Regions from separate parts of the Homo sapiens genome. Here regions 2, 3 and 4 are each linked to region 1. The links are chromatin loops, found by intact Hi-C in ENCODE. Cell type or tissue: endothelial cell of umbilical vein. All regions are shown on one strand.

Region 1 (8,000 bases):
AACAGATAGTAATAGTAGAGTATAATTTAATTAACAAAATACAATAGTAATAATAGAGTATAATTTTTGTAACATAGTTCTACTAAGAAGAAGAATGGAATTCTTTTTGGGTAATCACATTTGCTTAGTTGGATATGGTAGGCAGAATAATGGCCCTAGATATATGTCTACATCCTAATCCTTGTAGCCTTTGACTATGTTCTATAACAAAAGGGACATTGCAGATATAATTAGGATTATGGGGGTTAAAATGGAAGATTTACCAGAATTATTCAGGTGGGCACTTTGAGACAGAGAACTTTCTGAAGCTGGAGTCAGAGAGATGCAGCAAAATAAGTTAGAGAGATTAGAAGCATGAGAGGCACTTAACCTGCCAGAGGTGGAAGGGCCACATGGAAAGCATGAAAAAGAATGTGTCTGGAGTATCTAAGAGCTAAGATTAGCCCCTGGCTGACAGTCAGCAAAGAAATGGGGGCCTCAGTTATACAACCACAAGAAATCAAATTTGTTTAAAATCTGAATGAATTTAGAAGTAGAATTGTCCCCAGCGTCTCCAGAAAGAAACACAGCTATGTTAATACCTTGATTTTCGTCTCAAGAGATTTCTAAGCAGAGGACTCAGTTAAGCCACATTATACTCAGACTTTTGAGCTAAATATCTGTGAGATAATAAATGGGAGTTGTAAGCCACTAAGTCTGTGGTAATTTGCTATAGCAGTGATTAAAAAAAAAACCTCCTATATGGGGTTCGAATTTAGCGTTCTCAACCATCAAAATTAATTGCAAATATTAATCTCTTAATGTTGATCTGGAATGAAATTTTGTGTGTTTCATCTATGAAATTTCTTTCACACAGCTATTGCCAACTACTGTTAGCAATCTACAAAGCATATGATTTAATTGGATTTGTTTATATCTTAAATAAAAGGAATCTCTGTATTCTACTGGATACTTCTCTTGATATTTGACTTTTAACATGTGATTACATTTCAGATTAATCACTTCCAATTGAATGTTAGATGGAAACTCCACAGTTGCAGTTAAATGGATTTTGAAATATGAAAATTCCTTTGCACTTTCATCATAGTCACAAAAATGCTGCTGTAACTGTATTTTTAGGTCAGAAAATTTTAGTAGTGAGTAGTTTAGCTCACTACTAATTTGTGGAAGAGTGTACATCTAGTTAATTGTTCTAATGTTTGGCAGCACAATGCATATAGAACATTTGACATTATTTGTGACTCAATATCAGTTTTTGTGGAAATGACTACTGAAATATACATTTCACATATAAGCACTATTTGGCTTTTCTTAATGTTCTTTAAGAAACACTTTTAATTCTACAGGAATATCTAATTTCAAAACCGCTCAGTGTTTTATAACAGTGATTGAGAGTACTTTTCTTTTTTTCTTTCTTTCTTTTTTTTTTTTTTTTGAGACAGAGTCTCGCTTGGTCTCCCAGTGTCACTCAGGCCGGAATGCAGTGGCACGATCTCAGCTCACTGCAACCTCCACCTCCCAGGTTCAAGCTGTTCTTCTGTCTCAGCCTCCTGAGTAGCTGAGACTACAGGTGCACGCCACCACACCTGACTGATTTTTTGTATCTTAGTAGAGACGGTGTTTCACCATGTTGCCCAGGCTGGTCACAAACTCCTGAGCTCAGGCTATCCCCCTGCCTCGGCCTCCCAAAGTGCTGGGATTACAGGTGTGAGCCACCCAACCAGCAAGAGTACTTCTCATTAAAAAAAAAAAAAATTAGTCTGGGCCCTGAGCTCACAGTCACCCGATAGTTAAGTCTGCAAGAGTGAAGGAAATTTACTGTTGATGGTATGGTTCAATAGCACACAATGGATTCAAATATTTTCTGCAAAGTACCTGCTGATGAATAATACATGCATAGCAAGGGGTTTAAATACCTTACATTTTTACAAGCTTTGTAAATTTATAAAAATTAAGTTATTTTCTGCTTCATACTTATTTTTATCACTATCAGTTATAACACATCTTAGCAGATTCCACTTCAGGTCATGCTTAATTAGTGTTTTCTTGGCTTTTTTTAGAACATTCTCACATATAAGCATATTGATAGAGGTTAATTTTCCAGTCACTTCAAACTTGCCATTGACTTCTCTAATAAGGAACAACTGACTAGAATTGATAACATGAGTTGATCATCAAGAACCAAGAAAAGCCTCTCAAGATCATTTGCCTTTTTCATTTTTAGCTGACTATTGATATACTCACAGTGTTTTCAATTCTTTGAGAAACTATTCTTGCCAGAAAGTTGACAGTCCTAATTACTTTCTCTAGCTGCATTTCTTTAGTTGCTGCAATCACTCATGATTTTATACTACAACATCAGCAAAAGGATTTCCTTGCTTGGCTGATAAGTGAGCTGCTGAGAAATTTAGTTGCAGCCTCATTTTTGTATTTCATTTTTTGAAGAAATTCTGTCATGATAAGATATTCCATTTACAATTTTCTATTTTTTTCAGATTGCTGTTTATCTATGAGTTAGGGATGTGATGCGTGCTTAGTCTGGTAATGGCAATATTTTATTCTTTTAGCTGAGCTATCGTGTCATTGCTTAAAAAACAAACTTTTTTTCATCTAATTTGACAATGAAAGAATCCACACTCCATTGTACTATAAGACTGCAACGTTCAGAGTCTAATATTTTTTGGTTTTGACATGACCTGTAACAATAATTAAAAAAAAAAGTGGTACAGCAATATTCACAGCATCCGAAATGTTGTAGAATTATAATTGTGTCACTATGATTTACAGTGGACCAAAGAGCAGTGCAAAGCAATAAGAGTGCAAAATATGGTCTGTGTCACATACTCGACTCTGATGTAGTGGTGTGAAAGCAGCCACTGACAATGTGTAAACAAATGAGCAGCGTTATGTCCTAATAAAAGTTTAATTATGGACACTAACACTTGCATTTCATACAGTTTTCACTTGCACAAAATTATTATTCTTTTCTTATATTCTTACCTTGACAATTTAAAGAAGAAGACCCCATTCTTAGTTCATTATTTATAAATAAACAGGCAGCAGTCTGAATCTGGCCTTTGGGCTGTAGGTGGCAGACTCCTGCACTAGAAGAATATTCTTTAATAAAAGTCTAGTATCCATCAAAAAAAAAAATCAAAAAAATTCAAATACAAGGAAATATTACCAATTTCTGTTTTTTTTTCCCTAATATATATCAATGAAAAATAGCAGGGCAGAACAGGGATTGTGGAGGCAAAAAGGAGAAGATATACTCACTTATTTTTCAGAGCAAGTCTGCTTACAAATGAACTAAACATTTTGTGTCTATGAGTAGGAGACAGTAGAATGATGTAAATAAAAAGTGGCGTTTGCATTTTTCCCCTTAGCTTTTCTTATTTTCATGGGGGAAAAAGACTCAGACTTATAAAGTTATAAAGTGAGTATGTGTATCAAGGAAAACATCCAATATGTAGAAAGAAATGAAACAATTCCACCTTGAGGCTCTATGGTTGCTATGTATTTTTTAATCACCCCACAAATGTTAATATCTGTCCTACCACTTTTGTTATTCTTGTTCTTTTCTAAATGGGTGAATAAGAATCTTTTCACGTTAATAATGCCTTTAGTTACTATTTTTTTCAAAATTATATATTAAATATAAAGGAACTGTTTGTTCCAAAGTAGGCTTTCAGCAGAGTTAGAGAAGCCTAGCACTTAAAACACTGACATGGTAGACACAGAGACTGCTGCCAATTCCACTCCTATCACCTACCCACCAATCCTCCCCTCTTTTCTATGCCTATGTCTTTGTCTGTGCAGTAATGTGACATGGCATTTGTTTCAGGACAGGTCTAGCCTCAGCCCAGAAAAATGTGAAATGGATTTAATGTTAACTCTTTGTGACCATCTTTCAGTTTTTTTCTCCTCTGGTCTGTCCAGTTTCTTCTGATCTATCCAGTATCTTCAGTCTATCCAGTATTTTCAGCAGCTCCAACACTCTGAGTCTTATATTTAGTAGTTGTTTTTTCCTCTATGACTATAACTAATATCTTTATGCTTTTAAGCAATAAAATAACAAATTTCATAAACAAAATTGTCTACTAATATAAGTTACTAATAAGGAATTATAATGTAATAATGATGCTGTTAATATTAATGATGTTAATTATACTAATTTACATTCATGGGGCCCTTACTAAGAGACAGGACCCTTGCATACATTGTCTTATTTAATCTTCAAAATAGTCCTAGGTGGGCAGTAATCATTGTTACAGGGTTCTAGGTAAACTAATTGAAGCTCTAAGAGGATAAATAACTTTCTTAAGGTCTCATAACCACTAGATGGCAGAGCCTGGATTCAAATTCAGAATTATCGTTCTTCAAAGCCTGCATATTTATTTTAAATAGGAAGCTGACAAAGCAAATGGAAAAAGTCATACCTATCTAAAAGAATTAACCTACTGTTGTGTGAACTCTCCTTTCCTTCAGCTCTCAGTTTTGAGTTAGGCCAGTAAGACAAGGGTCAGTCATTTTATCTATGTATATTTAGTCTTAATGGAACAATTATATGGTGGTCCTTAAGCAGTTAGATTTTAGTTAAATCATGTAGTATACAGAACATGTTGACATAAAAACAACTAACTTATCAGTAAGAATATTAATGTTATTTAAAAATATATAACCCAATTGGCTGCAGTAAAGTAAGACTGTAGCCATAATTTTATTTCAAAAATCAAAATAAAATTTTAAGTGGGCATGCTAGGTTACAAGACCATCAATAAGGGAACTCAGGATCATAGATTCCTTGCCATTTCCCATAAGTTTTATAAGGTAGCATGTAGTGTTTTGTTGATCTGATAAAACACAAAGCAATATTCTTTGTGTTTTTTAGAGGTCTCATTTGACAGCCTTTTAGTGTGCCCCGTTTGGAAGGGTGGGTCCCCTAAATCAGAACTGATTAATTTTTCTCTCTTAACATAATTTAGATGCTCAACAAATAGGTTGATTTGGTTTAAGGAAATCTAATGAAAATCCTAAGTTCTTAAATGGGTAAGTGATTTGTAGTTTACAATATTTCCTTTCTTCATAAAAAGCAATTGACCTTTTGGGCTCCGTTTAATGACTGTCAACTGATAGTGTTAAAGACGACTATGGAATAGAGCAAACAAAAGCTGTGCATAAAATGAATGCTCCTAAATTTGGATGATTGTGTAAATGTGAAAGTTATTGAAGGTGACTTATCTCTTAAAAGCTGTGATATGAAAATCAGCAAAAATCCAGCTAAGTCTGACAAATCTTGTAGGAATACCATTAAGCATTCGATGAACTAAAACGCTGTGGTTTTAGTGCAGTGAAAATTTACATGTTTCACACAGTCAGAATTAGCTCTCTTTTCTCCTGTCACATAAGCTTTGCCCAAATCTCTAGTTTAAAGGAATGGGGGATGGCCAGGTGCAGTAGCTCACTCCTGTAATCCCAGCGCTCTGGGAGGCCGAGGCGGGTGGATTACCTGAGGTCAGGAGTTCGAGACCAGCCTGGCCAACCTGGTAAAACCCTGTCTCTCCTAAAAATACAAAAAATTAGCTGAGTGTGGTGGCGGGCGCCTGTAATGCAGGTTACTCAGGAGACTGGGGCAAGAGAATCGCTTGAACCCAGGAGGCGGAGGTTGCATTGAGCCAAAAATCACACCATTGCACTCCAGCCTAGGCAGCAAGAGTGAAGCTCCATCTCAAAACAAATAAATAAATAAATAGGAATGGGGGTAATCATTACTATGATGCAAGCTTTCCTATGTTGAAGACAGAGGTACACCAGTGCCATAATGGAGTGAGATCAGTAGCAGCAAGGGCAGAAATTTCCAAAAGACTAATAGCAATTAAATAGTAGTGATAGCAGAAGAATTTACCATGTCTGTATTCTAAAGCAGACATGGTTTTAGGAATAATCTAAGTATTCTTTATTTAATACTTTCCATAATATTGAACTCTGAGACTCTGGGAAATTATGATCACAAATTAAGTAGTGGAATAGGTTGAAATCCTGTTATTCTGTCTCTGTGGGATAAAGAAGAATCACAATAGCGATAACCACACAGAAATTTTTGTTTTAACAGATTTTAGTGATAGATAATAAAATCTTAACACATGTTAATGCATTTAGTCATATAGTCATTGTAAAGACAACTAATAACCATATTCAGATATGTACGATTAGAGACCAACAATGAATCTTTTGAAAACTAATGTATAGATTATTGTTTTAATTTTAACCTTTATTGACCCGTTATTGAATTGCAATCTTGTATATGATTTTGTAGTTTTTTGTTCTTAAACGTCAATCCACTTAATCAGCTCTTTAAATAGTATTTGATATCTCACAAAGCCAGTTGAGCAAAACCTATTCATTGTGAAAGCATTCAATGTATTTATCAATTGCATTTGAAATTCTTATTCCCAAAGTTGTGAATCACAATTTTATGTCCCATGTGTGTCTCATCTTATGCCTACCTTAATGATTAGGGCTTGCCATTTGTCCACATTCTGCACTACCTGTAATTACTTTGCCTCTTTTAAAAATTCTATTCTTTTCTTTCTTTCGTATTTTCCATCTGCCTTCTTTGATTCAGAAGTCTCTTTTAGTTGAAGACTCAATTTGATTTTATTTTTAAATGTTCATCACTGTTCTATATAGTTTCTCAGAACTATTTCTCCAGTTTCAGTCCTTATCACTAGATGTAGACTATGCAATATATATTAGTTCTTAACATAATATCTGATACAGTTAATTCAGAATCTACAGTGTTATACAAATTTATTATTGTCTGTTTAAAGTTCAGAGTAGGTGATGCATTTAGTGTTAGAAATTCCAAAATTAATTATGAAAAATATTAAGTAAATATGCATTCAGAAATGCATGCAATTATTATAGTCACTGCATATCTACTATATATTGTGTCAATATTTTTAGATTAACATTTGTCATTTTTACATGATCATTGGATTTGTCTGGAGGGAACGTCATTCTCAGGGAAGCCTATGAAAACATTGCCCCTCCATAGTAAATAGCTGCTATCTGCCGAACATTTTACTTAAGTAATGGATAGTTAACTTATATTGTTTCTAATGCTCACAACAACACTGTCAAGCAGATATTTTTGGTGCCATTTTGCAGCAGAATCATAGAGGTTATTCTGTCAATATCTGTGCCAGGATTTTAACTGAGACCTGCCTAATTCCAAAGCCTATGATTTTTTCTACACTAGGCTGGAAAAAAAAATCTCAGAAGGGGTAAAATAACTGTTTCACGAGAAAACCAGGGTATAAAGGGCTTCTGAATCCCCTGAAATCACCGTGCATGGGGCTGGCCATTCAATAATGCAGACAATACATCATAATGTAGAATGCGCATTGGTAGGCAGCTGGGCTCCATAAATGTTCAAATCATTAAAAGAAGACACATGTAATATTCATCAACAGTTTCACTTCAGTCTTGATTTGATTGCTTCATTCATGACAGATGTAAAGTCACAATAGCACGTTCAGTCATCCTTTAAAAGAGCATGCTCCCACATTATTTAAATAGAGTCCATTTTTTTACAACTTTAATTTGTGGCAAAGTTTTCAGTTTCACACTTACAAACAAGTGTGAACCTGAAATCGCTTTTTCTATTAAATTTTATTTGAAAATTTTATTTGAAAATTTCACAGTAAGCAATTTCTGATAACTTACATCTACTTCTGGGTTGATGGTCACCAATAGCAAGGTAAACCTTGGCAAAATTATCATCATTTAGGATTACTGATGTGAGGAAACATACAGATTAACAAAAATCATTATATGTTAGTATGCATTAGGCACTCATTTTAACCTTTTAAATTTTTTATGGCTTTTACTCTTCTTAACCTAAAACAAAAAGCATAATTATTGTCATTGTTGAGTGGCTAGTAAAGGTAATAATAATAAAAAATAATAATAAAATAATAAAAATGAATAAAAATGAA
Region 2 (8,000 bases), 390 kb after region 1:
GCTCCTGATTATAAGTGAGAACATGTGGTTTCTGGTTTTCTCTTCCTGCATTAGTTTGCTTAGCATAATAGCTTCCAGCTACCTCCATGTTGCTTGCAAAGGACATGATTGTGTTACTTTGTGGGAGAATCTTTAAAGTTAAGAAAGTATTTAAAATTTCTTCAAGATTTAAAATTCTGCTATGTTTCAAGATTAAAACATTTAAGCACTTTGAGTATGTGTGAATACATGTGCATATTTTGATTTTTCATATTATTTCATATTTCATACGTATTCTGAGAGTCCAATTGTGATGGAAAACTAGTATTGTATTCCGAAATTCATATGTATTCTGAGAGTCCAGTTGTGATGGGAGACTCTTTTTAAATGTAACATTAAAAAATATGTATATCTTACTCTTGAAGTTACAGTGGGAAAATTTCCAGATTCATAAGGACCTTGGTTTATAAATAAAAAGTGAGTGACAGTGGAAACTGCCTTTCCTCTTCACAACATGAGAGTTTTCCAGGGTGCGATTGAGCTAAGGATAGAGAATTTTTTCTGCTAAATGCTGGACAGAGAGAGCCTGCTTTGTATTCATTCCTGTTGTCCATTCATCCTACAATGGAGGGAAATAAAATACTAGAATGCTGCTCTAAATTTATCTGTGTCTCTCCCAAATAGTTACATGTCACAGGTAAATTTATTTGAGAGTTTATTTGCTTAACATATTAACCATTTGGAACATCTCTGATTGGTTAAAAAGACCGATCTTCATTCATCGAGTTGTTTTTAACACATTTTTATGCTTTGTTTTTCCTATATATTGTCAGGTTTTTCCTAAATAGATCTTATCTTTCATTTTGTCTAATAGCTGGAAAGTAAGATTCAGAAAGCAAATCTAATTTGTCCTAAAATTATGTTTTTTGATGCTTTTACATGTCTTGAGGTTTATGTTCAAATGTGTTAGGGAGTCTACTTCCTAGTCCTTCATGAATATGTTCAAATTTGGCAACACAGGAAAAGCAGCAGATTGTTTATTAAGTCATTTGTTACAATAAATGAATCACTTTTTTCCAAATATTGAAATATTACCCCAGGCGAAACTTCGTAAACTACAACAAAGTGATTGAGAATAGCTGTGATACATCTGGAAAGTGTTTCATTAAAATAAGGCATGCACACAGAGAGAGAGAGAGAGAGAGAGAGAGAAGTAGAAAGAGAGAGAGAGAGAGAATTACCATGTGACAAATAGGACAATCTCAGGGAACATCAGAAAAAGAAAAACTTCTGGGGGTTTCCACCTAGGCTCACTTAAGTAAATTTTTGCTGCCTCTCTTTTGGACATGCAAAGTGGGAAGGAGAGGAGGAGGTAGAGGAAGATGATCCAATAGAAGCCTCCATTAATTGTCCTCCCTATAGAAACACCACATTTATATCTACACAAAAAATACATTCATAAGAATCACATATCAGGTAAGCGATAACAGTGCCTGATTTTAACTTCATATCACTGAAAGAGGCACTAAAGGGAGTAGGAAAGAGCCTTGAACTTCCAACACCACTCCTCCCTCACCCAGCTCCCCTGCACCTGACAGTGGCCAGGTGGCACAGAGAAAGAATCTGTACACTCCGGGGAGGAAGAATGCAGTAACTGTGGGACTTTACACTGGAACTCAGTGCTGCCAAAACTGAGGAGAACTCAGACAACATGTGTGCAGGGACTATTTAGACTAATCCCAGCCAGAGGGCAATTGCCCATCCTAGCAGTCAGGCAGAACCTGAGTGTTGTCAAGTCTTGCTACTGTGGGCTAAAGTGCTCTGGGGTGCTACATAAACTTGAAAGGCAGTCTAAGCAGCAAGGATTATAACTCCTAGGCAAGTCCTAGTGCTGTTCTGGGCACAGAACCAGTGGACTTGAGGGGCCGCCAACTTAGTGAGACACCAGCTGGGGTGGCTAAAGGAGTACTTGCATCATTTTTCCCCAATCTCAGGAAGCACAATTCACAACTCCAAAGCAGACCCCTTCTTTCCACTTGAGGCAGGAGAGGAAACAGTAAAATGACTCTGCTTTGAAACTTGGATACCAACTCAACAGCAGAAGGATAGGGTACAGGGCAGAGTCATGAGGCCTTTATTCCAGTCTCTAGGGTCTGGAAAATATATCTAGACACACCTTGTCCAGAAGGGAACCTACTGCCCTGAAGGGAAGGACCAAGTCCCAGCAGGATTCCCCACCTGATGACTAAGGAGCCCTTGGGCTCTGAATAATTAGCAGCAGTGACTAGGTAGTACATGCCATGTGCCTTGGATGAAATTCTGAGATGTGCTGGATTCAGGTGTGACCTAGCACATTCACAGCTGTGGTGGCTATGGGAAGAGACTCCTTTTTCTTGTAAAAAGGTGAAGGAAATTAAAGGGGACTTTGTCTTGCAGCTTAGGTACCAGCTTGGCCAAAGTGGAGAAGAGCACCGAGAAGTTACTTGGGGACACTGATTCTAGGCCTTGGTTCTTGAATGGCATTTCTGTGCTTACCCTGAACTGTAGGGGAGTCCATTGCCCTGATGAGTGAGTCCTAGGTGTGGCAGCATTCACCAAAAACTAACTGACGAGCCCTTGGGGCTTAAGTGAACATCAGTGGTAGCCTGGCTGTACTCACCAGGGGCCTGTGGTGGTATGAATATGGAGAGAGACTCCTCTGCTTGGAGAAAAGGGAGAGAAGAGTGGGAAGAAGTGCATCTTGTGGTTTTGGTGCCAGCATAGCTGCAGGCGAATAAAGAACCAGGTAAATATCTAAGGTTTCTCACCCTAGGCCCTAGCTCCTAGACAGGATCTCTGGACCCACCTGGGTGTGGGGGAGCTCACTGCCCTAAAAGAAAAGACACAAGCCAGGCTGGCACTGCCACTTTATGATTGTAGAGTCCTAGAGCCTTCAATGAAGATAGGTGGTATCTAGGTAGTGGTTACACTGTGCCTTGGGCAAGACCCAGTGCTGTGCAAGCTTTAGGTCAGACCTAGTGCAGTCCCAGTAGTGGTGGACACAGGGGTGGTTCTGTCACCCCTCTCCCAGCCCCAGACAGCTCAGCACAGAGAAAGAAAGAGAGATTTCATTTTTTGGGGAGAAAGTAAGGGAAGACAACAAGTGTCTCTACCTGGTAATCCAGATAATTCTTCTGGAACTTAACAAAGACCATAAAGGCCATACCTCTGTGATGCTGCAGGAACTCCAGTGTTACTGGGGTTGGAGTGCCCCCTAATGCAGATATAGCTGCAGTGACTAAAACCTTAGCTCTCAACACCCAAGTGCCTTTGAATACCTGAAAAACTATCCCAACAAGAATGGGTAAAGACAAGCCCAGTCTATGAGAAGTACAATAAATACCTAACTTTTAAATGACTAGACACTGACAAACATACACAAACATCATGAACATGCAGGAAAACATGACCTTACCACATGAACTAAATAAGTCACTGGGAACAAATCCTGGAAAGACAGAGCTAGGTGACCTGTTAGAGAATGCAAAACGGCTGCTTTAGAAAACTCAAAGAAATTCAAGATACCACAGAGAAGGAATGAACAACTCCATCAAAAAAATTTAACAAAGACAGGGAAATATTTTACAAGAATCCAGAAAAAATTATGGAGTTGAAAAATGCAATTGACATAATTAAGAATGCATCAGGATCTCTTAATAGCAGCAGTAATCAAGCAGAAAAAGAATTAGTGAGCTTGAAGACAGGCAATTTGAAAATACTCAAGGGAGGCAAAAGAAAAAAGAATAAAAAAGAACAAAGTGTGCCTACCAGATCTAGAAAATAGCCCTAAAAAAGTTATTATCTAGCCTCAAAAGAGTTAATGGCCTTAAAGAGGAGGTAGAGATTAAGATGGCAGAGAAAGTCTATTCAAATGAATAATAGCAGACAACTTCCCAGACCTAGAGAAAGATATCAATATCCAAGAACAAGCAGGTTATAGAACACCAAGACGATTTAACCCACAGAAGCCTACCTCAAGCTATTTAATATTTAAACTCCCAAAGTTCAAGGGGAAAAAAAGAAGCCTAAAAGCAGCAAGAGAAAAGAAACAAATAGCATGCAATGGAGCTCCATTACATCTGACAGGAGACACCTTACCGGCCAGTGGAGAGTGGCATGTCACATTTAAAGTGCTGAAGGAATAAAATTTTTACCCTAAAATAGTACATCTGGTGAAAATATCCTTCAACCATGAAGAAGAAATGAAGACTTTCTCAGACAAAGGAAAGCTGAGGGTTTTTATCAACACCAGACCTGTCCCATAAGGAATGCTGAAGGCAATATTTTAATCAGAAAGAAAAGAATGTAAGTGAACAATAAGAAATCGTCTGAAGGTACCAAACTCACTGGTAATAGTATGTGCACAGAATATCACAGAATATAATACTGTAATTGTGGTGCGTAAACTCATATCTTAAGTACAAAGATGAAATAAAGAATTGATCAAAAATAATAGCTACAAGAACTTTTCAAGAAAGGAACTACAGCAAGATATAAACAGAAAGAGCAAAGAATTAAAAAATAGGGAGACGAAGTTGAAGTGTAGAGTTTTATTAGTTTTCTCTTGCTTGTCTGTTGTTTTATTTGTTTGGTTATGTAATCAGTGTTAAGTTGCCATCAGTTTAAAATAATGGGTTATCAGATAGTATTTGCAAACCTCCTAGTAACCTCTAATCTAAAAACATACAATGGATACAAAAAAAAAAAAGCAAGAAATTGAAACATACTACCAGAGAAAATCATCTTCACTAGAAGGAAGACAGGAAGAAGGAAAAGAAAAAAAGACGACTACAAGTATCTAGGAAACAAATAATAGAATGGTAGGAGTAAGTCCTTTCTTATCAATAATAACATTGAATATAAATTGACTAAATTCTCTAATGAAAATGTACATTGACTGAATGAATTAAAAATTATACCAAACAATCTGTTGCCTACAAGAAACATACTTCCCTTATGAAGACCCAGATAGCCTGAATATAAAGGGGAAGGACAAGATACTTCATGCCAATGGAAACCAAAAAAAGAGCAGTAGCTATACTTGTATAAGACAAAATAGATTTCAGACAAAAACAACAAAAAGAGACAAAGAAGGCCATTATGTAATGATAAAGGGGTCAAATCAGCAAGACGATTTAACAATTATAAATATATTTGCACCTACCACTGGAGCTCCCAGATATAAAAAGCAAAAGTTATTAGAGCTAAAGAGAGAGTTAGACAAAAGGAATTTTGGAAACCACACAAACAAATGGAAATAAAACAAAATGCTCCTGAATGACCAGTGGGGTCAATGAAGAAAGTAAGAAGAAAATTGAAAGTTTTCATTAAACAAATGGTAATGAAAACACAACCTACCAAAATCCATGGGATACAGCAAAAGTAGTACAAAGAGGGAAGTTTATAGCTGTAAGTGCCTACATCAAAGAAGAATATAAACTTCAAATAAACAGCTTAATGATGCATCTTAAAAAAATTAGAAAAACAAGAGCAAACCAAACCCAAAATTAGTAGAAAAAAATAATAAAAATGAGAAAAGAAATAAATGAAATTGAACTGAAGAAAACAATACAAAAGATCAATAAGCAAAAAAAGTTCTTTTGAAAAGATAAACAAAATTGACAAAACTTTAGCCAGATTAACTAAGAAAAAGAGAGAATACCCAAATAAATAATATCAGAGATGAAAAAGAAGACATTACAACCAATACTGCAGAAATTCAAAGAATCATTGTAGACTACTATGAGCAACTATATACCAATAAATTAGGCAATCCAGAAGAAATGAATAAATTCCTAGACACATACAACCTACAAACAGATCCATGAAACAAATCAAAACCTTATAACAAGTAACAAGATCCAAGCCATAATCAAATGTCTCCCAGCAAAGAATAGCACAGCACCTGATGGCTTCACTAATACATTTTACCAAACATGTAAAGAACTACTACCAATCCTATTAAAACTAATCCAAGAAATAGAGACAAAGGAAAAACTTCCAAACTCATCGTATGGGGCCAGTATGATTCTGTTACCAAAAGCAAAGATACATTAAAAAAAAAAAAGAAAGAAAGAAAAAGAAAAAAGAAAACTACAGGCCAATTATCTCTGATGAACATCGATGCAAAAATCCTCAATCAAATATCAGCAAACTGAATTCAACAATGCATTAAAAAGATCATTATTCATGACCAAGTGGGATTTACCCCAAGGATGATGGTTCAGCATAAGTAAATTAATCCATGTGATACATTTTATCAACAGAATGAAAGACAAAAATCATATGATCATTTCAATTAATGCTGTGAAAGCATTTGATGAAATTCAACATTTTTTTCATGATAAAACCCCTCAAAATACTTGGTATACAAGGAACATACCTTAACAGAATAAAAGCCATATATGACAGACCCACAGTTAGTATCACACTGAATGGGGAAAAAACTGAAAGTCTTTCCCTTAAAATGTGGAACACAACAAGGATGACCACTTTCAACATTGTTTTTTAACATAGTACTCGAAGTCCTAACTAAAGAAATCAGAAAGAGAAATAAATAAAGTGAATTCAAATTGGAAAAGAAGTCAAATTATCCTTGTTTACAAATTATATGATCTTATGTTTGGAAAAACCTAAAGACTCCATCAAAAAACTATTAGAACTGATAAATTCAGAAATGTCACAGGATACAAAATCAACATACAATAATCAGTAGCATTTCTATATGCCAAAAGCAAAAATCTGAAAAAGATCAAGAAAATAATCCCATTTACAATAGCTACAAATAAAATTATGTACCTAAAAATTAACAAACCAAAGTAGTGGAAGTTCTCTACAATGAAAATATAAAACACTGATAAAAGAAATTAAAGAGGACACAAAAATATTGGCATTATATTCTGTGTTCATAGACTGGAAGAATCAATATTGTTAAAATGTCCATAGTACCCAAAGCAACCTACAGATTCATTGTAATTCATGTCAAAATACCAATGACATTCTTTACAGAAATAGAAAGAAAAATTCTAAAATTTAGATGAAACTAGAAAAGCTCCAGAATAGCCAAAGCTATGCTGAGCAAAAAGAACAAGACTGGAGGCATTACATTACCTGACTTTGAATTATACTACAGAGGTATACTAACCAAATCAGCATGCTACTGGCATAAACACAGACACACAGACCAATGGAACAGGTGACAATAGTCAATAATAACTTAATTGTACATTTTAAAATAATCTTAAGAGTATAATTGGGTCAGGCAAGGTGGCTTACACCTGTAATCCCAGCACTGTGGGAGACTGAGGCAGATGCATCACTTGAGCCCAGGGGTTTGAGACCAGCCTGGGCAACCTGGTAAAACCCTCTCTCTACTCCAAATACAAAAACAATTAGCTGGGAATGTTGGCACATACCTGTAGTCTCATCTAATCAGGAGGTTGAGGTGTGAGAATCACCTAAGCTCAGGAGGTCGAGGCTGCAGTGAGCCATGGTTGAGCCACTGTACTCCAGCCTGGGTGACAGAGTGAAACCCCATCTCAAAAAAAAAAAAAAAGAAAAATGTAATGGGACAGTTTTTCACTCAAAGGATAAATGCTTGAGGAGATAGATACCCTATTCTCAATGATGTGCTAATTTCACATTGCATGCCTCTATCAGAATATCTCAAGTACTTCATAAATATATGCACCTAGTATGTACCCACAAAAAATTTTTTAAAAAGTCCATGCACCTAAACAGTAAGTTTATTTTCTACAATGGTTCCAAGAGCATACATTGGGAATAGGACAATCCCTTCAATAAACGATGCTGGGAAAACTGGATATTCATATACAGAAGAATGAAACTAGATCCCTATGTTTTGCCACATATAAAAAGAAAATCAAAAATGGATGAAAGACTTACATCTGAGGCCTCAAATTATGAAAGAAAAATGGATAAAAGACTTACATCTAAGACCTCAGACAAGAAAATATTGGGGA
Region 3 (8,000 bases), 360 kb after region 1:
TAATTTCATTTATTTGTATTTTTTTCCCTAGTCTGGCTAAAGGTATGTCAATTTTATTATCAAAAATACAACTCTTCATTTTGTTGATCTTTGAATTTCTTTAAGTCTATATTATTTATCTTTGCTATGAGCTTTATTATTTCCTTCCATCTATCAATTTTGGGTTTAGTTTGTTCTTGGTTTTCTAGTTCCTTGTGGTGCATGGTTAGGTTGTTTATTAGAAATATTGTTTTCTTTTTTGACATAGGCATTTAGTACTATAAAATTTCATTTTAGAACATCTTTTGCTTTGTCCCATATGTCTTGGTATGATGGGTTTCCATTCTCATTTGTCTCAAGGAATTTTTAAATTTTCGTTTTATTTTTTTCATTGACTCATTGGTTATTTAGAAATGGGTTTTTAAATTTCCATGTATTTGTAATGTTTCTAAAATTTTTCTTGTTGATTTCTATGTTTATACCATTCTGGATTGCAAAGATATTTGGTATGATCTTTATTTTCTTACAATTGTTAAAACTTCTTTTGAGGCCTGACATATGATTGATCCTGAAGAATGTTGCATGTGTAGCTGAGGTGAATGTGTATTCTGCAGTGGCTGGATGGAAGGTTTTGTAAATATCTGTTAAGTTCATTTGGTCTATGATATAGTTTAAGTCTGAGGTTTCTATTTATTCTCTGTTTAGATGCTCTGCTCAGTGTTGAAAGTTGAGTTTTAAAGAACTTTATTATGATTGTATTTCCATCTATTTCTCTCTTTAGATCTAACAACATTTGCTTTATATATTTGTGTGCTCCAGTGTTGGGTGCATACATATTTACAAATGTTATATTGTTGTTTAAAAGTGTATCTTACTAAATAATCATGGTACCAAAGCATTCATTATTATAATGGTGGTCTCTAATGCCTGTTTACTTTAATACAATGACCAAAACATAGCAGTTAATTAAGCAGTTGGACATTTAATTTGTTCGTTAATTCATTTATTTAGTACCATAAGAAGTAGGCTGCTTCTTGTTCAAAATGTTACTCAGCTACAGAAAAAAGTTATTTCATTCAAACACTATGCAAAGAAAAGAAATGTGCTATGACATCAATACAGTTAGAGTGAGAATACATGACCAAAAAGAAATAAATTAGCTCATGAGATAAGACTTAAGATACCATAATTTCAAGATGCATTGGTTCTGTAAATAATAGGAAATTATTATTTTTGCTTGTTTTGGGGAACTAACATAATTCATCAGCAAGAGAATGAAGGAGACAACACTTTCTGTAGATGTCAGTGACACTCATCAGTTGATAGTCCAACTGAGGCAGCTGTATTTCTTTTTTTAACTGAAAAATTACACTGGAAAATAAATGGAATTTAAACATCTTGTGGTGATTGGCTTTTTGGAGAAAAGAGTATCAGTGATGGAGAAAGTGGATAGAACAAAATAATTAGCATTAGAAATCTTTATTACTTTTTAAAACTTCATCAATTTTTAATGTCTCATTTTAAATTGGAAATAATATATTGGAAATATAACAAAATATTAAACATTAAACATTATATACTTATATGCATATAACATAAAATATTAAACATTATATACTTATATGGTGAACTAAAATCTATCTACCTGAAGATTAATTCTAAGGAAATGAACCATATGTTTAGTTTTCTTTTTTTATTTATCAAAACTATAAAAATAGCAAAACTGATTCATTATGAATTTCTCATTATTTCCCTTAATTCATCCACATTTTAATAGAAGTACTAATGCCTTTTAAAGAGCTATAAAATAATCTCATCATAAATATGATGATCTCCCAAATCATGATTTACAGAAATAACATTAACTTAGGTAGACTTTTTAAAATTTCCATTTTAAGTTATAAAATATAAAGAAAACACTCCCTAGATATAATTTGGAAAATAAAGTATGAAGTAAAAATAAAAATCACCAACAATACCATACTGAAAGATAAATTATTTAACACTTTAGTTCCTTTCCTTATAACTTTTATATAATGTATTTATGTGCTATGTTGAATACATACAAATTTTGTCACCAACAAAATGTCATTTTTTTCTGTCATTCTCTTACATTTTATTCAGTAGGAAACATTTTTCTGTAGCCACTGGATAAAATATCATCAGAGTGATGACAGTTTGCTCAATCTGAACTAATAGGCAGTCTTTTCAATTTTCAAGCCCAGCCCCTATTCAAAATTTAAATGCCTCCTCTAATATAGTAACCAAAATTCTGGACTTGATTTGCCACTAATTATTCTCCATTCCTTCGAGTCCACTTCTTGTAATCGCACATTGAGCACAGGGGGAGTGGTGTCTTTTCATTCTCCTTCCAAGTAACTATCTGGTCTTAAGCCTCTGGCACTAGGACTTGAAGACAGAGGAGAGGGAAAAAAGAAATATTCCCCACTTGAAATGGTGTCAATGAACACAAGCTCTATGCTTGCTGTAGTCTGCTAGATACCTTAAGACTAAGCTCCTCTCTCTTGTAGTTCTCTTGACTTGAGTGAATACACTGGTAGTCAGTTGGGAACCTTCCTTGAGTCCTGAATTTCATTTGCGCTTCTTGTTGTTGACATCCCTTCGCTTTTCTAGGAAACCATAAATGACCTCACACTTTTCCCTTGTTTGCTAATATATGGTTCATGGGCAACTTGCATGCATTTACATCTCATCTTCAGAAAAGATCTGGTTGTGCAGGTCAATTCCAAAATAACAACCCTGTCTTGTCTCTGCCCCACAAAAAGTTAGGAGCCTTTATTTGCTTATCTGAACTTCACAGTATTGCTTTAGGTACAGGTTCTGAAAACTGGAAGAACTAAGTCATCGTTTCAAAGTCTAAACTTGTATTTTCCTTTCAATTACATATTGAGAATATGAGTTTGCTTTCATTTTCCCATGTGTAATGTCTGACTTTATATTTGTTTAGATTGTGCTCTGATTGGGATAACTAAGTATTAAATCAAACTGTCTTTGGTTTTGTGATGATTATTTCTTCTTAGAAAGTCATTGGCATACAGATAACAGATAGTCTTCTATATTCCAATGTTTATTTCCTTCTTAAACATTATTTTTCCTTTTCTTGAGTAACACCAAGTTCTCTGTTACCCTTCAAATTTTCTTCTTTAACGTATTATTTATCTGAGTTTAGTAATTAAATGTTAGAATCATTTGACGTTCTACTTAAGGCCTACTTTCTATCTCTGAGAGGGAATTTTATTTATTCTCATGTATTCAGTTGCAAACCATATATGGAAAATTACCAAATGTATATCTACATTGCAGAGTTTTCTCTTGACTCATAAAGGTACATTTACTCTTTCTGTTTAACACCTGTTTCTGGCCAAATTTTCTAAGAATTAGATGACAATTCCCCACCCTCCCCCAATTTATTTCTTCTCCAGTGTTTACTATCTCAGCAAATAGCTCAACAAATACCTTGCTCCTAGAGTACATGAAATTTGTATTTGACGCTTTGCTCACTCTTAGCCTCTAGATTCAATTAATCACCCAGACATCAACTTCTTTGTGTAAATATCATGTGAGTTCATTAATTTATTTGAATTTCTTTTGTCATCCTAATTCCTATTATTGTTTACCTTGGTTATCACACCATCTCCTAGACTAGGTGAAGTTATATATCATTCTTTCTCCTTCGAGAATATTCTTTTTTTTTTTTTTTTTTTTTTTGAGATGGAGTCTCGCTCTGTCACCCAGCCTGGAGTGTGGTGGCGCGATCTCGGCTCACTGCAACTTCCGCCTCCCGAGTACCTGGGACTACAGGCACGGGTGCCACCATGCCCGACTAATTTTCTTTTTTCTTTTCCTTTTTTTTTTTTTTGAGACGGAGTCTCATTCTGTCACCAGAGTGGAGTGCAGTGGCACAATCTCGGCTCACGGCAACCTCCGCTTCCCGGGTTAAAGCGGTTCTCCCGCCTCTGTCTCCCAAGTAGCTGGGACTACGGGCACACGCCGCCATACCCAGCTAATATTTTGTATATTTAATACAGGCGTGATCCCCCCGCCTCGGCCTCCCAAAGTGCTGGGATTACAGGCGTCAATTTTTTGTATTTTTAGTAGAGACGGGGTTTCACCGTGTTAGCCAGGATGGTCTTGATCTCCTGACCTCGTGATCCGCCTGCCTCGGTCTCCCAAAGTGCCGAGATTACAGGCGTGAGCCACCGCGCCCGGCCAAGAATATACTTTACATGACAATTAGGTACTTATAAAAAAACATAGTGATTATTTTACTCTTCTGTCTAAAACTCTCCAATTATCCTCTATTTTTATTAAAGCCTCAGATTATTAACATTGCCCATGATGTGTCATTGTCCAATGAGATAAACCGTGTTTATATCTTACCCAATTCTTTGTAAGGTACATTCCACCTAGAATGACTCATTTTTTTCTTTTGTGTTATTTCCCCTCTTAATGCGTTTGCATATAACACTACCTTACGTAAATCACATGCTACTAGCCTCCTTCCCACCCACCTATATACTACGTATACATAAAGCCACTTTTGCCTCATTAGTGTCACACTTGATGTAACTAACTCAGGGAAGACTTATGAACTTGACGCAAGTTTGATTTTACCATTAATTGTAGAAATTTCTTAAAATGCCACTCATTTCTACCAAATTGTTTAATGTGACTCTAATGTTGACTGCAACAGTATAGACAATGTGCATTTTATTCATCACTGTATGTCCATAGTCTTGAACAGTACTTAATACAGGGTAGGTACTCAAATATTTATTAAACAAACCACAGCTTTAACTGTAGTTCATGATCAATAGCCTAAATGGGCAGAATATTTAAAGAAGTGAAAGAAAACAGTCATTTGTCTAGTTCCCATAGGCTGTTATAGAAAAGTATAAAAAGCTTCCAGAGGAAAGTTTTTGGAAGTCTTTTAGATATTATGTGCCAGGCAACTGGTGAAGTTCTCAAGCCAGAAAATTCAAGTACAACTCTAGTGTCCTTTTCTATAAGACAAATCCTCACTTCACATTATCAGATTTCATAGACTCTTATATGTGTCTGTCTATTACTGTATTCATTCAGCTAGATAAATAGGGAAGAGATGAGGAATAGAAGAAGAATATAATACTTAACAGATGCACCTTTGGGTGATAGAATTAAAAGCACTTAAAAATTATTCCTTGGCCGGGTGCGGTGGCTCATGCCTGTAATCCCGGCACTTTGGGAGGCCGAGACAGGCGGATCACAAGGTGAGGAGATTGAGACCATCCTGGCTAACACAGTGAAACCCCGTCTCTACTAAAAATACTAAAAATTAGCCAGGCGTGATGGCAGGCGCCTGTAGTCCCAGCTACTCAGGAGGCTGAGGCAGGAGAATGGCGTGAACCCGGGAGGCAGAGCTTGCAGTGAGCCGAGATCGCGCCACTGCACTCCAGCTTGGGCGACAGAGCCAGACTCCGTCTCGGAGAAAAAAAAAAAAATATTCCTTATACTCTTGGTATTTTACATATAACTATACCCATTTTAATTTCATAATTATGTATACTTAGACATAAAATATTATTAAACAAAAGGCTGTATCAAGCACACATGTCTACATGAATTTAACTAATGTTTATTAAATGTGATGGATGGGTACTCCATTAGTTTTAATTTTACCAAGATATTGGTAAAATTGTTTATCAGAAGTTTCTCATTATTTATCCTCAGTAGAATCTGGGAGACAACACAAGACATTTAGAACTTTCTTTTTCCATTAATACGTCATAAATTGGAGAACCAGAAGTTGTTATGAAGATGTGTATTAGATTGGAAGTTTAGAGATACTGGCTGTCATAGGCTATCATTATTGAAAAAGCAGAGTACATGGCTACCCCAATAGTTTCTTTGTTTTTCATATATATTTCATTAAGATTTGTAATAATATTTTAGGCACAAAGACATCATTAAGTTGCAATGCTCCTCAAAATAGAAGGTGAGCTAAATTTTCTCCATGTTGATGTCTGTCCCTCCTAATCATTAAGAAATTTGTAACTTCTAAAAATTAACAAGTAACTACATTTCAAGTATTTCTATGAGCTTTGCAACTTAAATATATCTGCAGTGGAGAAGAAAGGAGGACTTGCATAAACCATTCTCTGCTTTCTTAAGTGAAATCCTTCCCTGCCACACAGCAATTATGTCCTCTGGTGGATAAAAAGATGAATGCGTGAGATTACTATTTTAGGATCTACACGCTCTATTTGGATGTAACTCATTTATAAACTTATGAAAAATGGCTAATAAATCATTTCTATTTTCAAATAAAAGCATACATAAGAATGAAAATTGTCATAATTATGTTTTTTTCACTCTGTATGCATATATTTTGTAATATTCTGATTTGATTATTTTAAAAATAATAATTCTATCACCATTATCAGCCATGACACTTTTATAGGACTGGTGACATGTCTTATTTACAGTAGTGAAAACTGATTGGTAAATAGTCAATCTATTTCATGTTTTCAATTTTTTTATGCATGTAAAAGTGTTCATAATAGCCTTGAATTATCTTTTGTATTTCTGTGGTGTTGGATGTAATATCTCCTATTTTATTTCTCATTGAGCTTATTCAGATCTTCGCTCTTCTTTTCTCGGTTAATCTTGCTAATGGTCTATCAATTTTCTTTATCTTTTCAAAGAACCAACTTTTTGTTTCATTTATCTTTCATATTTTTGTGTTTCAATTTCACTTATTTCTGCTCTAATCTTGGTTTGTCTTTTCTCTTACTGGTTTAGGGTTTGGTTTGTTCTTGTTTCTTTAGTTCCTATACCTTAGATTGTCTACTTGTCCTCTTTCAGACTTTTTGATGTAGGCATTTAAGGCTAGGAATTTTCCTCTTAGCACCACTTTTGCTGTATCCCAGAGGTTTCAATAGGTTGTGTCACTATTATGATTCACTTCAAAGAATTTTTAAATTCCCATCTTGATTTCATTGTTGACCTAATAATCATTCAGGAGCAGTTAATTTAATTTCCATGTATTTGCATTGTTTTGAAGATTCCTTTTGTAGTTGATTTCCAATTTTATTCCACTGTCGTCTCAGTATCTTGAAATAATTTCAATTTTCTTAAATTTATTGAGACTTGTTTTGTGGCCTGTCAAATGGTCTATCTTTGGGAAATTCCCTTGCACTGATGAATAAAATGTATATTCTGCAGTTGTTGGGTAGAATGTTCTGTAAATATCTGTTAAGTCCATTTGTTCTAAGATACAGTTTAAATCTGTTGTTTCATTATTGACTTTCTGTCTTGATGACCAGTCTAGTGCTGTTAGTGGAGTATTGAACTCCCCCACTGTTACTGTGTTGCTGTCTATGTCATTTCTTAGGTCTAGTAGTAATTGTTTTTTAAGTTTGGGAGCTCCATTGTTAGGTGCATGTATTTTTAGAATTATGATATTTTCCTGTTGGACAAGGCCTTTTATCATCATATAATGTCCCTTTTTGTCTTTTTAAACTGCTGTTGATTTAAAGATGGTTTTGTCTAATATAAGAATAGCTACTCCTGCTTGCTTTTAGTGTCCATTTGCATGGAATGTCTTTTTCTACCCCTTTACCTTAAGTTTATGTGAGTTCTTATGTGTTAGGTGAGTCTCTTGAAAGCAGCAGATCCTTGATTGGCAAATTCTTATCCATTCTGCAATTCTGTATCTTTTAAGTGGAGCATTTAGGTAATTTACATTCAATGTTATTATTGAGATGTGAGGTATTATTCCATTCACTGTGCTAGTTTTTGCTTGAATACCTTGTTTCTTTTTTATTGTATTTTTGTTTTATAGTTTCTGTGAGATTCATGCTTTAAAGAGGTTCTGTTTTGATGTGTTTCCAAGATTTGTTTCAAAATTTAGAGCTTCTTTTAGCAATGTACAGCCCTCCTAGCTTAAATCAGGAAGAATTAGAAACCCTGAACAGACCAATGACAAGCAGCAGGATTGTAATGGCAATAAATTACCAACA
Region 4 (8,000 bases), 1.3 Mb after region 1:
TAAAAAGAAAAATCTAAATTGAGCAGAAGTAGCAAAAATGGCGAAGGGGCAAGTGTCTCCGGCTTCTGCTGAAATAGCCTGGCTGAGGCCATGGATGCTTCTCAGAGAGAGCATGGGAGTTGCATGAGAATGAAGCTGTCATCTACGGAAATGGAGCAGACTTTGGTGATATCCCTGGTATAAATTCTTGTCTCCACCACTTGACTGAAAAGCCATTTTAGTACTCTGGGCCCATTTCTCATTGGGAACCATGACACGTTCTTTTTAGGGTGATTGCGATAGTTAAATGTGAAGTGGCCAGCACAGTCTGTGCAGATGTCACTTGTCTTACCTCTGATCCAATTCATCCTGTTTCCTCCACACCTTTCCTTTCCTTTTTTTAACTGAGGACTTCATCTTTACAGGATACCACAGTCTTTTATTCAGCTTTCTTCTCCCTCCGTATTGGATATTCATTGCTAATGGAAATTTATACTCTTACCACAGAACTATTTTGATGCCCAGATCATTTGACATGAACACTAACCAATCAGTGTGCCTTCTTTTTAATGCTCCAAGTACTTTTGTTAAGAACATTTGTTAGGACAACCACATTCCATGGTTTCAGGTAAATCCCTTGGCAGACAATAATGAGCAGGTCAGGAGAGTCCTTGGTTTCCATTTGGTTAGATTTTTTTTTCCTCTATAATCCTTTATTTCCCCTATTCAGATCAAGGGTTTATTATGACCCAGTTCTCATGTTCTTAATAACCATGGAAATCAACACGTCAAGATATAAGGTCCATCCAGAGTTTAGCCTAAAATATATTTATTAAACCCTAAATCTGGTTTGGTTCTTCTTTTGTGTTTGGTTTTCTTTTAATCTATACTTTTAGGGAATGCTGAGTGAATTTGTTCCAGAAAGTCCTTATGAAAAAGATGCAAGTAGAAAAGTAGAGAGGAAAATGACAGGGAATTTCATGGAAAATAGACAAAGAAAGATTTCTCTTTACATAATGTCATGTAAGAGCTTAGGAGTTGCCCCTATGTTCACTATTTTTTAATAAAATTAACTTGACCTGCTTTCACAAAGGAACTTCTAGTCTTAAACATTTGGAATGTGCTCAGTTGAATAAACTCTCAAACAATTTCTTTTTCCTACTTAAAGTTATTCTGAGATATACAACATTCAGTGGAACTTTTATAAGAGAGGTCAAAAGCAGAAATAATTTCTAAAAGGGTGAAGGAATATTACTGACATTGTCTGACCTTCAAGCAAATAAAGCAAATCTGCATTTGTGATCCTATGAACTATACCATGAACATGGCATTTTCAAAAAATATTTTATGGGCCAGTCCTCCAAGTGTTATTTAGCATCTCATGCAACAATGAGAACTTATCATATAGAAAAGTGAAAATTGTTGCTGTGATGTGTGCAGTTGATAGAGAATAGAAATAGCCTTCTCAGTAGCTAATAAAATGCCATCTGGAAACACCTTTCAACACTGATGTTACATTTTATTTTTTTAATGCACCAGAGACTGCATGGAAAATTAGGTTTTGTGAAAGCTAGCAAAGTGGCATGGCCATTGCCTTTCCTTGGGAGTTTGTCATTTATATTTATGATATTGTTTCTAAACTGACAAGGTGACTCAAATTAAATCTATTTGCAGGACTTACTTTGAATGTGCTGCTGTAGATTTCTATATATCACAAATCCACACCTTGAAAACTGACTAAATAAATATCACACCTTACTTACTAGTGTCCTCTGATATTTTTGGTAGTCAATGTGAAATAGAAGGTCAGATTTTGTTTTCCTTCCAGTCTTAATGGAGTAAAAAATTTTGCCCATTGTATTATTAGATAACTCATACATTTGTTTTCTCTCTCCCTAAGGGAAGTAAAATGAGCATGTCTTCAGTTTACTCTGTCTGAGACACACATTCATGCAAAGAGCATTTAAGGAAAGTATTAAGGTATTAAGAAACCTGAGGCTAAGCAGGACAAATAAAAAAAAAACTTGCCCAGAATCCAACAGCTGGGAAGGGGCTGAAATAGAGCTACAACCCAGGTCAGCCTATTGCCCAAGTCCATGTTCTTTCCAAAACTCAGTATGTTCACAGAATTCAGCTGAGATACAAAATCCTAGATGTACAATGATAAAAGCCTACAGAGGAAACTTGATCAATGCGACAGAAAGAAAGAGAAATTTGTTTTCAAACTGAAGTCAGAATCTTAGAAATGGAAGGCATTATACCCGTCAATATAGATTACATGATTAGATTACTTCCACATCATCTGCACACACACACATGTGCACATGCGCAAGCACACACACACACACACACACACAAATATTCACATGCATCTGTGTTAAAAATACTCCAATTATTGAATACAAATAAACTGACAGAGGAAATGTGTCTATAAGAAGAGGTATGCATGCAGCATTTCTTAGCACCCTGCTTTCTTTCCACTCTTGATTACCTATGGAGTGCAGAGTTCCTACTGACATTATCCTAGGAAGTATACTATCACACATATATTGATATTTCCTGATTCTTGAATTAAATTTGACCTCAGTTTTCCATATTTGCATGGAAGATAAACAGTAGGGTAGTAGAGTGAATGACAGCCTACGTTGCACACAAGTAACTAAAAAATATTTTTGCTGCCAATTTCCTACTGTTTAGGAAAACCCATTGCAAGAACGTGCCTTAACAACATTTCCTCTTCCCTATCCCTTTTCCCATTCCATTACTCACACAAATCCCCTTTTCACATTATCACCTCCTATATAATCTCTCCTAGATCAAAATGTATGTGTGTAAATGACCTAATATGGAAGATCTGTTAACATCTCTATCAGAGCTATTTAGTTTACTCTGAGTTCTAACTGAAATTAAAGATGTGGTCTACTGTTAAAGAATGTCCAGCACAATGTAGGATGCAGGAAATTATTTTGGGGCAGCATCTCTGAAATCATATGAGTTGATTTTTTGTTGTTGTTCTACAATTTATTGTCCCACTGAATAGTGACTTTGAAGAGTTTCAGAAATTTTAAACGAGTAAAACTGCTATTTAATATCATGTCTATTATGGTAATCTCAAGCAGTCACATCTTCAGAAAAACAATAGAGGAAAGGTATTTCACATACTGTTTTTACTCTGCTCAAGAATGGTTCATATGCACAGATTGACTAACAATTGGATGTTTAAAGAACCCTTAGCTGGATTCTTAGCAAATGGAAGTGTAGAATTATCCCAAATGCCTTCTATAGTAAAGTATGACATTTGGGAGGATAAAAGAAAATCATTTTGAATTTTGGCACAAAAAAATTCTTTCTTTTCCTGGATTATTCACTTTATGATCAAAATAAATCTTAGTCAAAGAGCTTAGTTCTTTGGGAGAAGTAGCTTTCTGTGCCAAATAGGAAGTGATTAAATTTTCTCACCTAAAAAAGGCAGTAAACACAGGTTATCTCAATTATTTGGCCTATTGCAAACATCGTCTCTATGATCTACTTTATATTAATGATGCTGTCAATCTAGATACATATAAGGCATGTCTGAAAAGTTTTACTCCCCCAAATCATAAAATCGTTTGCCAGTAGTCTAGTTATCAGATTCTTTTGTGACCAATAACGTATTTAATACAACCACCCCGGGTCTGAGTAAGGGTTTTACAAAATGGATTGAAAGTAAGGGGCCTATTGTGAGCTAACTTATGCTTTTAATAAGCAATCCTAAAGGATTTCAAAGCAGATCAACCATATGCTGTGACTTAGGAATTATCTCTCTAATCACAGAGGCCTTGGCCAATCCTAGGCAAAAAAGAAATGCAACTTGAAGTTAGTAAGCTAATTCAGTTTTTTAAAAAAGATATCACAGTAACATGTTAATAAATGATAAAATTCATACCCTATATTTTCAATCTTATCTCCTTTTATGAATTTCATGCTCTGTCCATTTAATCCCTGTCATTATTTAGGCTCCATATATTGTCTGTTTTTGAAGGTTTTATTTCTCTCACAGAAGAAAATTAGGAACCTGTTTTATCTTCTCCTCAAGGAAAAGAATCACGTGGTAAGCAAAGTTTTGTTTTCAAAGGTTGGATGTGAGACTGTTACAAAGTATAATAATAATTACTATAGCAAACATTTATTGTGGTTTTTACCACATGGTGCACAGTTCCAAAAAGTTACATGCATTGTCTCATTTAATTCTTGTAACAAACATTTGAGCTCTATTATTATCCCTTTTTTAAGACAAAAAACTGCAGCACAAAATATGCAGGACTACAACAGTGCATGTCGACAAAGTAAATGGCTGTCTCTGGAGTTGGACAGTGTATGACCCATGCACAATTAGCAATGGCCCTTGCAGTCAATGTTTTTAGAATTAAATTTAAATGTTCTGGCCCGGCACAGTGGCTTAAGCCTACAGTCCCAGCACTTTGGGAGGCTGAGAGGGATGGATCACTTAAGCTCAGGAGTTCAAGACCAGCCTGGCCAACATGGTGAAACACTGTCTCTACTAAAAATGCAAAAATTTGCCAGGCCTGGTGGTGTGTGCGTGAAATTCCAGCTACTCGGGAAGCTGAGGCACAAGAACTGCTTGAACCCAGGAAGCAGAGGTTGTAGTGAGCTCAGATCATACCATTGCACTCCAGCCTAGCTGACAGAGCAAGACACCATCTCAAAAAAAAAAAATTAAATGTTCAACTTAATATTAAGCTTTCTCAGTGTATTTGCAATTTTTTCAAATAATATTTTTATAGGCATAGGTACCCTAAACCAATGAGAATATGTTACAGGCAAAGAGGGCCATCTGCCTACTGTCCTTCAATTCTTGATGTCTAGATAACCATCTTATTCTGTCTGACAAAAAATTGCCACTAATATTGCTCTGATGACCATATGGTCTGATGAGAATGACAAAACTAAAATAAAGGCAATAGGACAGAATGCTTAAAGTCAAGTCAAGATGGTTCAGAAAACCTGAGAATGTCATCAGTGTGGCTCTACTTTTCTACCCCCTTAAGCAAGCTCAGGGCTCAGCTTTCCATTCACAGAAGGAATTGAACAGCAAAAATGTCTCTTTACTAAAGAGACATATAGCATTTACTGGGCATGTGTAGCTCTGCAAAATCACAGGAAAATCTTTGTTTTTATTTTCTAAAAGTAATAGCATATTAAAATTTGGCAAATGATAGTCAACCAATAAAAGTATATGGTATCATGAATTCATAGCATTTGTCTGAATTAATATTTTGCCTATGGTTTCAGAATCAAAGGGTATTGGAATAATCCTGCCAGAAGTTATTAAATTCTGCCTTTCCCTGTTTTTCAGGACTTCAGGGGAATTATGGTAAATAGTAAGAAGAGGTCAGTATAACAATAAGAGGTTTGAATGTAAATGGAGGAAACAGTTCATGGAGAACTAGTAACTTAAAAAGGAGTCTGTGTGAGTTAGGGATGGATTCACAGAATATAATTCAGTATTAATCTCATATTATTCTAGTATGACATGTAGCACAGTTCATAAACAATTATCAACATTTAATTTTATTGACCACAGATCAGAATTACAAAGGGTGACCTTAGGAGCATCTAAGTAAATTATTAAACAGACATGATTTTTCTCAGAGTGTTTATAGCACCTAAGGGTTTCTTGGATGGGCATCATTTCAAATACAGTGTCAGGAAAATAGAATAATCCTGAACTTAGGGAGACACCTACAGGTACAGTAGGAAAAAAAATAATAAAACGAGGATCTGAGAACCAGAAAACAATAGCATTGTGTTTAATTAGGAAAACCAAAATAGTTCTTCCTTGAAAACATTTTTGAATGCTTAGAGCATTTTTCATAATGATAAGCACAACATATACAAGGATATCTTAACAGCAAATATATGGTTTTTCAATTTTATCTCTCAACTTTAGGCTACTTCTACAATCAAACTTTGTCTAATGGCCTAAAAGACGACCCACAGTTCTTTGAAAGTGAGTTAGGATTTACTTATTGGTAGAAATAACATTAGTTGTCATCATTGTCATTATCATTATCATCATCTTCATTATCATTTTTACTGAGTGTCTACCAAGCAGCAATAAGTATATTTAGATATTAATCACTTTGGCAAGTTTTTTCTTCAGTTAAAATAAAAATATTTCTGGTAGAATAAATATATTTTGCATTAATAGACATTTTCACCATAACATATATGGTTTTATTAGATTCATTTTTAAGAATAGGTTTTTGACTAGTATGAAGTGCAGAGGAGTTTAAGGATGAGAATGGAGGGTGGCAGTGACATGTGGCATAATTTTGTTAGCAAATAGACAGACCTAGAGCTTTTTAAAAGCTTCTCCCCTCACCACCCACCCCCCATTATATGAATTCCCATTCTGTGAGATGAAAATCAAAGGAAGGAGTAATCATCCAAATTTTTTTATTGTTTTCTGTTACTTTAATTTAAATCTCCAGTTCCACGCAGGTTTTGCTCAGAAAGGACACCTCTCCAAAGCTCTGCTTCACTTCCTGTACTTAAAATATTTATACAATAGTTAAATTTTCATTACGTTACAGGAAGAGAATTTTCATGTCTTCAGTGCCCCCTAAACACATCATTCTGGTGCTCTTCTGGTGCCGGAAAAGCTCAGAGAGCTCTAGTATGGACACAAATTATCACTGAGAAAAAAATTCCCATCATTTTACCTTTTCCTGATTTTGACATTATACCAGTGTATTCAGTCATGAAATCACTGCACATCAAAAGAGGTCCACAGAAAACAACCAAAATGGGTGAGGGGATATAGCAGATTCCACACAGCAATACCTAAGGATCTAGAGACTTTTTTAAAAAAGATAAAATCTAGTTTCTGTCAAGCCAATCTTCCAAAATAAAATCATATCCTCTCCATTTCTGACGTCTCTCATCAGCACCTAAGCAGATAAGCTTAGATACTTTGAATTCTCTATTATATCACTATAACAGCCTTTTAATTCTTTTCTCCGTCATTGCCCACATAAAAAGCCATATTCTATCTGCTGTGCTGAAACAATCAGATTATTTCTCTGGTTAAAACTCTTATATGGCTCTCTATAATCTTCAGGATAACAATCCAAATTTCTTAACAGCATAAGCCTCTAAATAATCTGTTCTCCGCCTACTGCTTGGTTTCACACCTTAACATTCATTATTTCTATAAAATAATAATAATAGGAACACTAATACAATAATAACAATATAATAACTAATATTTACAAAGCCTGTATTATGTGCCAACCACTGTCCTAAATATATTGTTTTTATTTTGATAAAATATTTATATAACATACAATTAATCATATTAACCATATTTCAGTGTAGAGTTCTGTGGACTTAAGTGCATTCCCATTGACCTGCAACCATCACTGACATCCATCTCCAGAACTCTTTTTCTCTTGCAAAACTGAAACTCGGTAGCCACTAAAGAATAACTTCCCCTTTTCCCCTCCCCTCCCAGCTCCAGGGGACCACCATTCTACTTTTTTCTCTGTGAATTTGGCAACTATAGAAACCTCATACAATTGGAATCATACAGTACTTGTTTTTTTTTTTTTTTTTTTTTTAAACTGGCTCATTTCGTTTAGCAAAATGTCTTCAGGGACGCATGAGCATATTGTAGCATGTGTCAAATTTTCTTCCTTGTTAAGGCTGAATAATATTCATTGTAAGTATATACCACATTTTATCATGGACACTTGGGTTGTTTCTACCTTTTGGTTATTATGAGTAATGCTGCTATGTGCTATGAACATTTGTGTCTTTGTTAACAAATTACCATCAACTGCATGGCTTAAACAACAGGCATTTATTTCTGTTATTCCAGAACAGGCAGTTCTGGAGGCTGGGAAGTAGAAGATCGAGATGCTAACCAGTTCAGCTCCTGGTAAGGATTCTCTTGAAGATGGCTGCCTTTGTACTGTATCTTCACCTGACCAGGAAAACTCTGGTCTCTTCTTACAAGG

The links. Peaks named below come from ENCODE experiments on the same cell type or tissue, not always from the same donor. Only the 100,000 strongest peaks of a DNase experiment are listed, where the experiment ranks them.
Region 2: it touches region 1 in a loop (17-fold over the local background); 9 of 110 quality-filtered maps call a loop at or near these places.
Region 3: a loop joins it to region 1, with 5 times the contacts of the local background. A loop is called at or near these places in 5 of 110 quality-filtered maps.
Region 4: it touches region 1 in a loop (6-fold over the local background); 9 of 110 quality-filtered maps call a loop at or near these places.

Annotation. Positions count from the first base shown.
Region 1 is chr6:48,083,317-48,091,316 of GRCh38, forward strand. All of the region lies in intron 1 of PTCHD4 (patched domain containing 4), which reads right to left. Among named protein-coding and RNA genes, the nearest start is that of PTCHD4, 24 kb to the right of the region's middle. In endothelial cell of umbilical vein, no CTCF peak of the experiment used is centred here; a DNase peak (open chromatin) is centred at 4,365.
Region 2 is chr6:48,473,221-48,481,220 of GRCh38, forward strand. No RefSeq gene overlaps it. Among named protein-coding and RNA genes, the nearest start is that of PTCHD4, 370 kb to the left of the region's middle. In endothelial cell of umbilical vein, a CTCF peak has its summit at 3,236 (motif pointing left); a DNase peak (open chromatin) is centred at 3,231.
Region 3 is chr6:48,443,026-48,451,025 of GRCh38, forward strand. No RefSeq gene overlaps it. Among named protein-coding and RNA genes, the nearest start is that of PTCHD4, 340 kb to the left of the region's middle. In endothelial cell of umbilical vein, no CTCF peak of the experiment used is centred here; no DNase peak of the experiment used is centred here.
Region 4 is chr6:49,418,285-49,426,284 of GRCh38, forward strand. No RefSeq gene overlaps it. Among named protein-coding and RNA genes, the nearest start is that of MMUT, 41 kb to the right of the region's middle. In endothelial cell of umbilical vein, no CTCF peak of the experiment used is centred here; no DNase peak of the experiment used is centred here.